Regions from separate parts of the Homo sapiens genome. Here regions 1 and 2 are each linked to region 3. A link is an interaction called in ENCODE POLR2A ChIA-PET data of the cell type or tissue named here. Cell type or tissue: PC-9. All regions are shown on one strand.

What was found. ChIA-PET counts read pairs that join two places held together with the same protein. Peaks named below come from ENCODE experiments on the same cell type or tissue, not always from the same donor. Only the 100,000 strongest peaks of a DNase experiment are listed, where the experiment ranks them.
Region 1: POLR2A ChIA-PET joins it to region 3 with 5 read pairs; 2 of 35 experiments call an interaction of 5 or more read pairs at or near these places.
Region 2: POLR2A ChIA-PET joins it to region 3 with 8 read pairs; 3 of 35 experiments call an interaction of 5 or more read pairs at or near these places.

The regions. Positions count from the first base shown.
Region 1 is chr17:6,509,521-6,512,020 of GRCh38, forward strand. The region is part of intron 3 of PITPNM3 (PITPNM family member 3); the gene reads right to left. Among named protein-coding and RNA genes, the nearest start is that of PITPNM3, 46 kb to the right of the region's middle. In PC-9, no CTCF peak of the experiment used is centred here; no DNase peak of the experiment used is centred here.
Region 2 is chr17:6,499,758-6,502,257 of GRCh38, forward strand. The region is part of intron 4 of PITPNM3 (PITPNM family member 3); the gene reads right to left. Among named protein-coding and RNA genes, the nearest start is that of PITPNM3, 56 kb to the right of the region's middle. RefSeq lists an enhancer at 1,285-1,831. In PC-9, no CTCF peak of the experiment used is centred here; no DNase peak of the experiment used is centred here.
Region 3 is chr17:6,607,131-6,609,630 of GRCh38, forward strand. KIAA0753 reads right to left here. Exons shown (of 19, transcript NM_014804.3): 10 at 1,218-1,334; 11 at 51-140. Among named protein-coding and RNA genes, the nearest start is that of KIAA0753, 32 kb to the right of the region's middle. In PC-9, no CTCF peak of the experiment used is centred here; a DNase peak (open chromatin) is centred at 1,381; H3K27ac peaks cover 1,731 bases.

The sequences.
Region 1 (2,500 bases), 98 kb before region 3:
CCCCTTACTGGGCATTGGGAGCCCTGGCCAGGCTCCGGGCCAGACTGGTGGCTTTGCTCATGAAGCCTGGCTGAGGAGCGAAGACCTGCATGCTCCCTCCCTGCTCAGGCCACTCCCAACATGGAGCCTCCCCTGCATGCTCCTCCCTGCTCAGGCCACTCCCAGCATGGAGCCTCCCCTGAGCTGCAGGTTGAGACTCACGCTCATTACCCTTCACCTGGCCCAGCGTAAGCCCCTGCACTCATTCCCCGGCCCCTCCTGTTCTCCTCCACATTGGCTTCTAGAATAATCTTTCTAAAAAGTGGCTCTCCGCTCCCCTGCTTAAACCATTCAGTGGATCCACAGGGGCACTCCCAAGAAGGCCCCTAACTCCTCAGCCTGGCATTCAAGGCCTTCATCTCCAGCTTTTCCACCCCTGCCTCTTTTCCAAGACCTCCCACCCCTTTTTACCACCCCCTAGCTCCACACCTCACCCCCAGCCCAATGCTCCACACCCCAACCTCAGACAGGACAAACTCCCCAAATCTCCATTCTTCCCATACCTTTTATTCTACGTCTTTCCCATGTCTTTTATTTCATCCGTATGGTATGTTACATCGATTGATTTTCACATACTGAATAACTTTGCCTTCCTGGGCTAAATTCCGCTTAGTCCTTGACAAATCTTGTCATCTCACTATTCTTTTATGCTTGGGGTTTTTATATCTCTTCCAGGACAATTTATACTAACAATCTATGAGCTGTCATTTAAGGAATGACAACCTCATAGATTGTCCAACCTCAGTCAAGACAAACTCTCCAAATCTCCCTGCTTCCCACACCTCCCTCCGTACCTTTGTCCCTGCAGCTCCCTCTGCCCTCACTGGTCTGTCCCAACCCCAGCAAAGCCTCCTTACCTCCTCATGTGGCAGCTCCAGCGCTACCTCCTCTTTCAGCCCTCTGTGCCTTGTTCCCCATCTTGTTAGAGCAATTAGCTCACTGGACTGTCACTGCCCCACCCCCGTCTGGGAGCCGGTCAATTCTGAGTCCACTTCTGAGTCATCTGTGTGTCCCCTGCAGTGACCAGCACAGGGTCTGACACAGAGTAAGTGTCCATTCCTGTGCATTGCATGCATAAGTGAGGGAAGGAATGTATGAGTGCACAGTGAGCCCCTCACCACTTTGGGCTCAGACAGGGAGGAAAGGGACACACCCAGAAAAGCACAGCTGTCAGCAGAGTGGTCCGTGCTACAGACAAGAGACCAACTCAGCTGTGCTGGGCATGAGGACAGTGGTCTGGGAGAGGCTGGAGTATCAAGGAGGCTTCCCAGAGGCAGCGCATGGGATTGTGGGAGCTAGAGATGAAGTCAGGGGAAGAGCCGGGGCAAAGGCAGGAAGCTGACGAGCTCCGCATGAGCCCAGGGATCTCTCTGCAAGCAGCCCCCTGGCCATTTGACTAGGAGACAGTGGGGGTGGAAGAGGAGGGGAGGGATGGCCAGGAAGCCATGAATATCAGAATCAGAGATAACCTTGGTATTACTGGGTTTAGCAACAATTTGACAGCCCCTTTATGTCCCTCATGGTAGCTCTCCCAGGGCTGTTTGATTCCTGTAGTGATAGGAAACTTACTAACTCTGGAAATTTATGATTGCTAGAAGGAAGGCTGGAACCACATTGTGGATGGCCTTCGGTGCCAGGTTGGGGGATCTATACTTCATACTGCAGTCAACAAAGACCTACTTGCCAATTTCGTGGCAGAATGATAGGACTGGATTTCTATTTTAGAAGTGTCGTGGTAGGATTGGATAAAGATGGTAAACTGACTACACGATCTAGTCTTTTTCTCCTCCTCCAGATCCCTAGAAAATGACATCAAGCATTTTTATGTGAATTAATCTTTAGTAGCACTGTAAAATAAGAAGTGTCCTTAGCAGACCAGAAACTGTGTGGCATCCCCAAAAGTTAGAAGGCAGAGAGATCTAAGGAGGGAGGCAGGACTGGTTACATAATTTTCAGGGCCCAGTGTAAAATGAAAATGTGGGTCCCTTTGTTCAAACTAATTAAAAATTTCAAGATGGCGACAGTAGAGTAGAAAATCAAGTGTGTGGAGCCTTGTGTGACTGCAAAGGACAAATGCTCACAAGGCTAGCCCAGGAGAAAGAAAACCATAACCTCAAGCCTGCAAAGAAAGGTCTGTGGCTTGGCCAGGCACAGTGGCTCACGCCTGTAGTCCCAGCACTTAGGGAGGCCGAGGTGGGTGGATCATGAGGTCAGGAGTTTGAGACCAACCTGGCCAACATAGTGAAACCCCATCTCTACTAAAAATATTTAAAAAATTAGCCATGGGGGGCAGGAGAATCACTTGAACCCAGGAGGTGGAGGTTTCAAGGAACTGAGATCACACCACTGCACTCCAGCCTGGGCGACAGAGCGAGACTCCATCTCAAAAAAGAAAGGTCTGTGGCCAGTGATGGAGGCAGCACAGAAGGAACAGCAGGCTTATGGGTGAAAAATACAGAAG
Region 2 (2,500 bases), 110 kb before region 3:
GTCTCACTCTGTTGCCAGGCTGGAGTGCAGTGGCACAATCTCGGCTCACTGCAACTTCCACCTCCTGGGTTCAAGCGATTTTCCTGCCTCAGCCTCCCAAGTAGCTGGGATTACAGGCGCATGCCACCATGCCCAGCTAATTTTTTGTATTTTAGTAGAGATGCGGCTTCACCGTGTTCCCCAGGCTGGTCTCGAACTCCTGAGCTCAGGCAATCTGCCTGCCTCGGTCTGCCAAAGTGCTGGGACTACAGGCATGAGCCACCGCACCTGGCACGACAGTATGGTCATCTTTCCACAACTGAGTAAACTGAGGCTGAGAGACATCAAGTAACTTGTCCAAAATGTCACAGCTACTAGACGAGAGAAGCTGAGTGTCAAACCCAGGCCTTTCCAAACCTGCAACCCCAGACACCATCACACCAGTCCCAGCATGTTCTGACTCCTGGTTCCAGGGCAACTTTTACCACCTCGCAATTTGTTTTTAGTGAGTTTTCAAAAATCCAGTGGAACTATTAAATAAAGTATACTTGCATGCAAATTGTCTTATGTGGAAAAGCGCCATTATAAATGCAAGCCATTGCGATTCTTCTTGTTTTAATTCAGGTCACAGATTTTTTCTTCTGCCAATTTTGCATTAAAAATAAACACATTACCATCGATCGTCACCATCATTTCATAAAAGAAAAAGCATTTTAATGCCAAAACTGGGCAGGACATAATTGTAGAATTATGTGAAAAGGAGTCCTCTCAATTGAATGCACTCAACATTATGGAAAAATACATCACAGTATTATTGTTTTTCTCACTGCTGAAAATCTTGGGTTCATTTGGGCATCCCCAACCTAGACAACCTCCAAGGTACCATTTCAGCTCCAAAATTCATCTGCACATACGCTGTCATTCTTTGCTAAATAAGAACACTCTTTTTTTTTTTTTGAGATGGAGTCTCACTCTGTTGCCCAGGCTGGAGTGCAATGGCATAATCTTGGCTCACTGCAACCTCTGCCTCCTGGGTTCAAGCAATTCTTCTGCCTCAGCCTCCCCAGTAGCTGGGATTTCAAGCATGCACCATCACACCTGGCTAATTTTTGTATTTTTAGTAGAGACAGGTTTTCACTATATTGGTCAGGCTGGTCTGGATCTCCTGACCTCAGGTGATCCACCCACCTCAGCCTCCCAAAGTGCTGGAATTACAGGTGTGAGCCACCACGCCCAGCCCAATAAGAACATTCTTAAGGAGCAGAATTTGATGACAGCCTTCAGCAATAGAATTCTAACTACTTAAACACACATTTTTCTTCAGCCAGGTCCAGAGGTCACTAAACATCTCATCAATTCAATTGTGTCTGTGGAAAACAGAGCTGTGGTTTGGCATCCCGGAGACAAGCCCCATGTCGGGTGGCTGTTTTTGCTTCGGGGCTGCCGCTGTCTCCTCTGGCCAGGTGCTCAGAAGGGGAGATGATTGGTTCTTTTCCTCTTCTGCATTCCTGGGGAATGGGGTGACACCCCTATATTCATCATGCTTGTTATTTTATAATGTTTTGACATCTCTGGGGCCTCGCTGGCCAGGAAGAGACTGCCCCTCCCAGAGCTGGCTAATTCCTAGAGGTAATAACAACTCCCTTTGAGGGCACCTTTCATAGGCAAATGAACCAGGCCCAAACCCATATCCCCAACCACCTTCTCTAACTCTCACCCACCAAGCCAATACTTCCCTGGCCCTAAATCAACCCAAGGCCAGCTACCAGGCAACGGGACACCAGCCCTAGAGCCTAGAGCCCAGAGCCCTCGACATGCAAATCAGCCAGCCCTGCATGGTTCTCCTGCTCTGCCCTGCCTTTCCAGAGAAAAAACCAACAAGGGCTCTGGGCCTTGCAGCTTTGGGGGGCTCAGTCCACTCTGCCCACCACCTCCCTGGGCTCAGGTCTGCAGCCACTCTGCAAGCTCTTCCATACCTCAGTTGCTATTTTCTGAGGTGGAGGCGCCTGTGACACCAGCCTTCCTATGGCCTGGAATCCAGCCTTGAGTTGGATTCCTGGCCCTTCTGTCTCCTGACCAAACCAAGTGCTTCCCCCGTGGCCTTGCATGGTGTGGAATGGCCCCATCTCTCAAAACCTGAGCTGAAAATGTTTTGATGACATGAGCCTCTCCACATGCTCAGTCACCTCTACACTAAAGACCCACAGGTAATTTTAACACATTCCCCTTGTGCTGAGCTCAGTTCCTTACACCCCTACGAGTGCTCAGGAAAGAGAACTGCCCTCTCTCTGCCCTGCCCTTTCCATGGCCTGATGCCCTTATGGCCTGAGCCTTGGGGTGCCCCTGACAAAGGCATTCACACTTACCAGCCCCTGAAGGGCTTTGTCTATGAAATTGCCATTGAATGCTAGAAGCAGAAAAAGGTTCTCCATGTAGGGTGTGGTGGCTCACGCCTAAAATCCCAGAATTTTGGGAGACCAAGGCGGGCAGATCACCTGAGGTCAGGAGTTCAAGAGTAGTA
Region 3 (2,500 bases):
ATGTAGAATAGGCCTGCTTACCTTTTCCTAACTCAGAAGCAAATATTTACCTCTGTTTTTGCATGCTGTCAATTTCCTTGGCTTTTAACTCTTCTAGTTCCTTCAATCTTTTGGAAGTTTCAGCATCAAGCCAAGCGAGCCTAGCAGACAGTCAAAAGAGTCAAACCAATTCTGCCTCGACACTGCAGGGTGTCATCATCACAGAAACAGACCAGAAATCAGGACCACTGCAGAGCAGAGCACCAATCCAGGCTCTATTAAGCTACTCAGTAGGTAACATAATCTCTCCGTACCCCTAAAGCTCTCTAGAACGTGTTCCATGTCAAAAAACATTAATGCACAACGCAATGAGAACCTGTCTCAAACGTTCTCAAGAAAACCAGCTATCACTCAGACTTGGGGTTTCTTATTAGACTCAAACAAAACCATTGCTATATCTTCAAGTTGAGACAAACAATGAGCCCCCAGGAGCCATATAGGCATGGTGAAGTCAAATAAAAACAAAAGGGAAAAGTTAACTGTGAACAACTCTGCTGTATGTAAAAGTGCTTTGATTCTTTTGGTTTAGGATATATGAATATTGTCAAATTATTTAATGGACCGCTTTCATTTTTGTTTTCCCATAACTGTAAGAATAATTTCAGCCAAATGAATACAGAGAAACCTGTTCTCACTGTTCTCTTCTTATGGAATGTTCTCACCTCATCTCCCATATTGAAATCCTGCCTGTTCTTCAGGTCCTAGTTTAATTTCCATCCATGAAGCCTAGACCTCTGCAGCCAGAAGTAACCCTCCCCCGTTTCTAAACTCTCTCAGTTCCTAGGTTACATACCGTGTTCTATCTTAAATTATAGTTAATTACATAACTTCTCTATTGACTATAAATAAGCAAGGGCTGGGATTATGGCCTATTTGCCCTTTTTAAAGTCTCCATAGAGCTCATAACACTGTCACATACAAAACTAGCAAGTGATATATAATTGACACATATATAATTTATGAATGAATAAGAAAAAATAGAAGAGCTCACTATAAGCTATATAGTTTGACTGAAACGTTTAATAAACTACATTTTATGTATTTATTCTATTTTTAAAAATAATCTACATTTTAAATAACCAACTTTAAATGTAGGAAAGAGAAGAAAGGGTTCACTTCCAAGTCTATGTAAAAGGAGCTCTTTAATTCTCAAAGATCTGAAAAATACCAGCACAAACCTGGCTGCTTCATGCTCAACAGCACCTGTCAGGTGACTTTCCTCTTGAGGATCTTCTTGCTGGAGAGGCTCTTTTGTGGCATCTCTGGGGCTAGTTTTCACCTTTAGCCATGCAGCACTGAAATAAATGGAAAAGCATACCTTTGTCATCATTCACTCCGTATCCAATGACTCATCCAAGTAGGTGCCAGCTCAGAGATGACAACAGCATTAAATTAATGGTGATCTGTAGCACGGGGCCCTACAGTAGAAGCTGAATGTGAAGAAAAGTGAGATCCTCCCGCACTCAGGCACAGTGTCAAAGGGCAGAAATTCTCCTTTGCTTCAAAGAAGCCATCACCATTTTAAATGAGAAACAGTGATCAATTACAGAATATTGGGTGAGTGTCAACAAAACTCTGTCACAATACATAGATTTGGATCACTAATTACATTCCATATTATAAGGCAACTCCGTATCTTTATAAGGCCTAACAGCACTGTTGAGCCTAGAAGCCTCACCCACCCTCCTCTACCCACCACACATGCACTCTAAAAGACAGTCCATTGTATATTTGGTTTGTAATACAAACTTCAACCACTGAGCTTATCAACTGAATGTAAATCTCCATATTAATACTTGTATACAAAAATACAGAAAACAGAATAGAGTAATAAAAACAAAAAAAGCACATTATGAAGTCAGAAGACCTGATTTTAGGTCTGGCTGTTACATGAATAAGACATTAAATTCTCTAAACATTGTTTCCTTAACTTGAAAATGAGAGTGGATGGATGAGCACGGCCATTCCTTCACACTCATTCGGAATCTTAGGGGGCTTCTCTTCCACCAAGCTGCTCACCCTGACTTCTGATGGCTCCAAAGACAGAACCCTGTAGTCACCTATCTTCTCCCTTCTCCCCTGACATGACTGCTTTTTACTTCTTTCCTTTTTCTGTTCCACCTCCTGGTCCTTTCCATTGTGTTTTCAAAAACTACTGCCTCACGGCAAACGAGCTCCCCTTTATCTTCAACCGATTCCCCTAAAGATTATTTCCACCTAACTGGACCCTGCTCCTCTTCTCTCTAGCCCTGTGAAATGGCAGCTTCTCATTCTAATGTGCTATGAGTGAGGATGACAAGACAGTAACATCAACATTATCCTAATTGCTCCCTGCAGCTAAGACAGTGTTGGTGAGATCTATATAGTTTTATAGTTCATAATTATCTTGACTTAGAGTTAGAATTATTTTAAAATATTTATTTACTCAGCAAAGATTTACTGAATGCCTACTATGTGACTA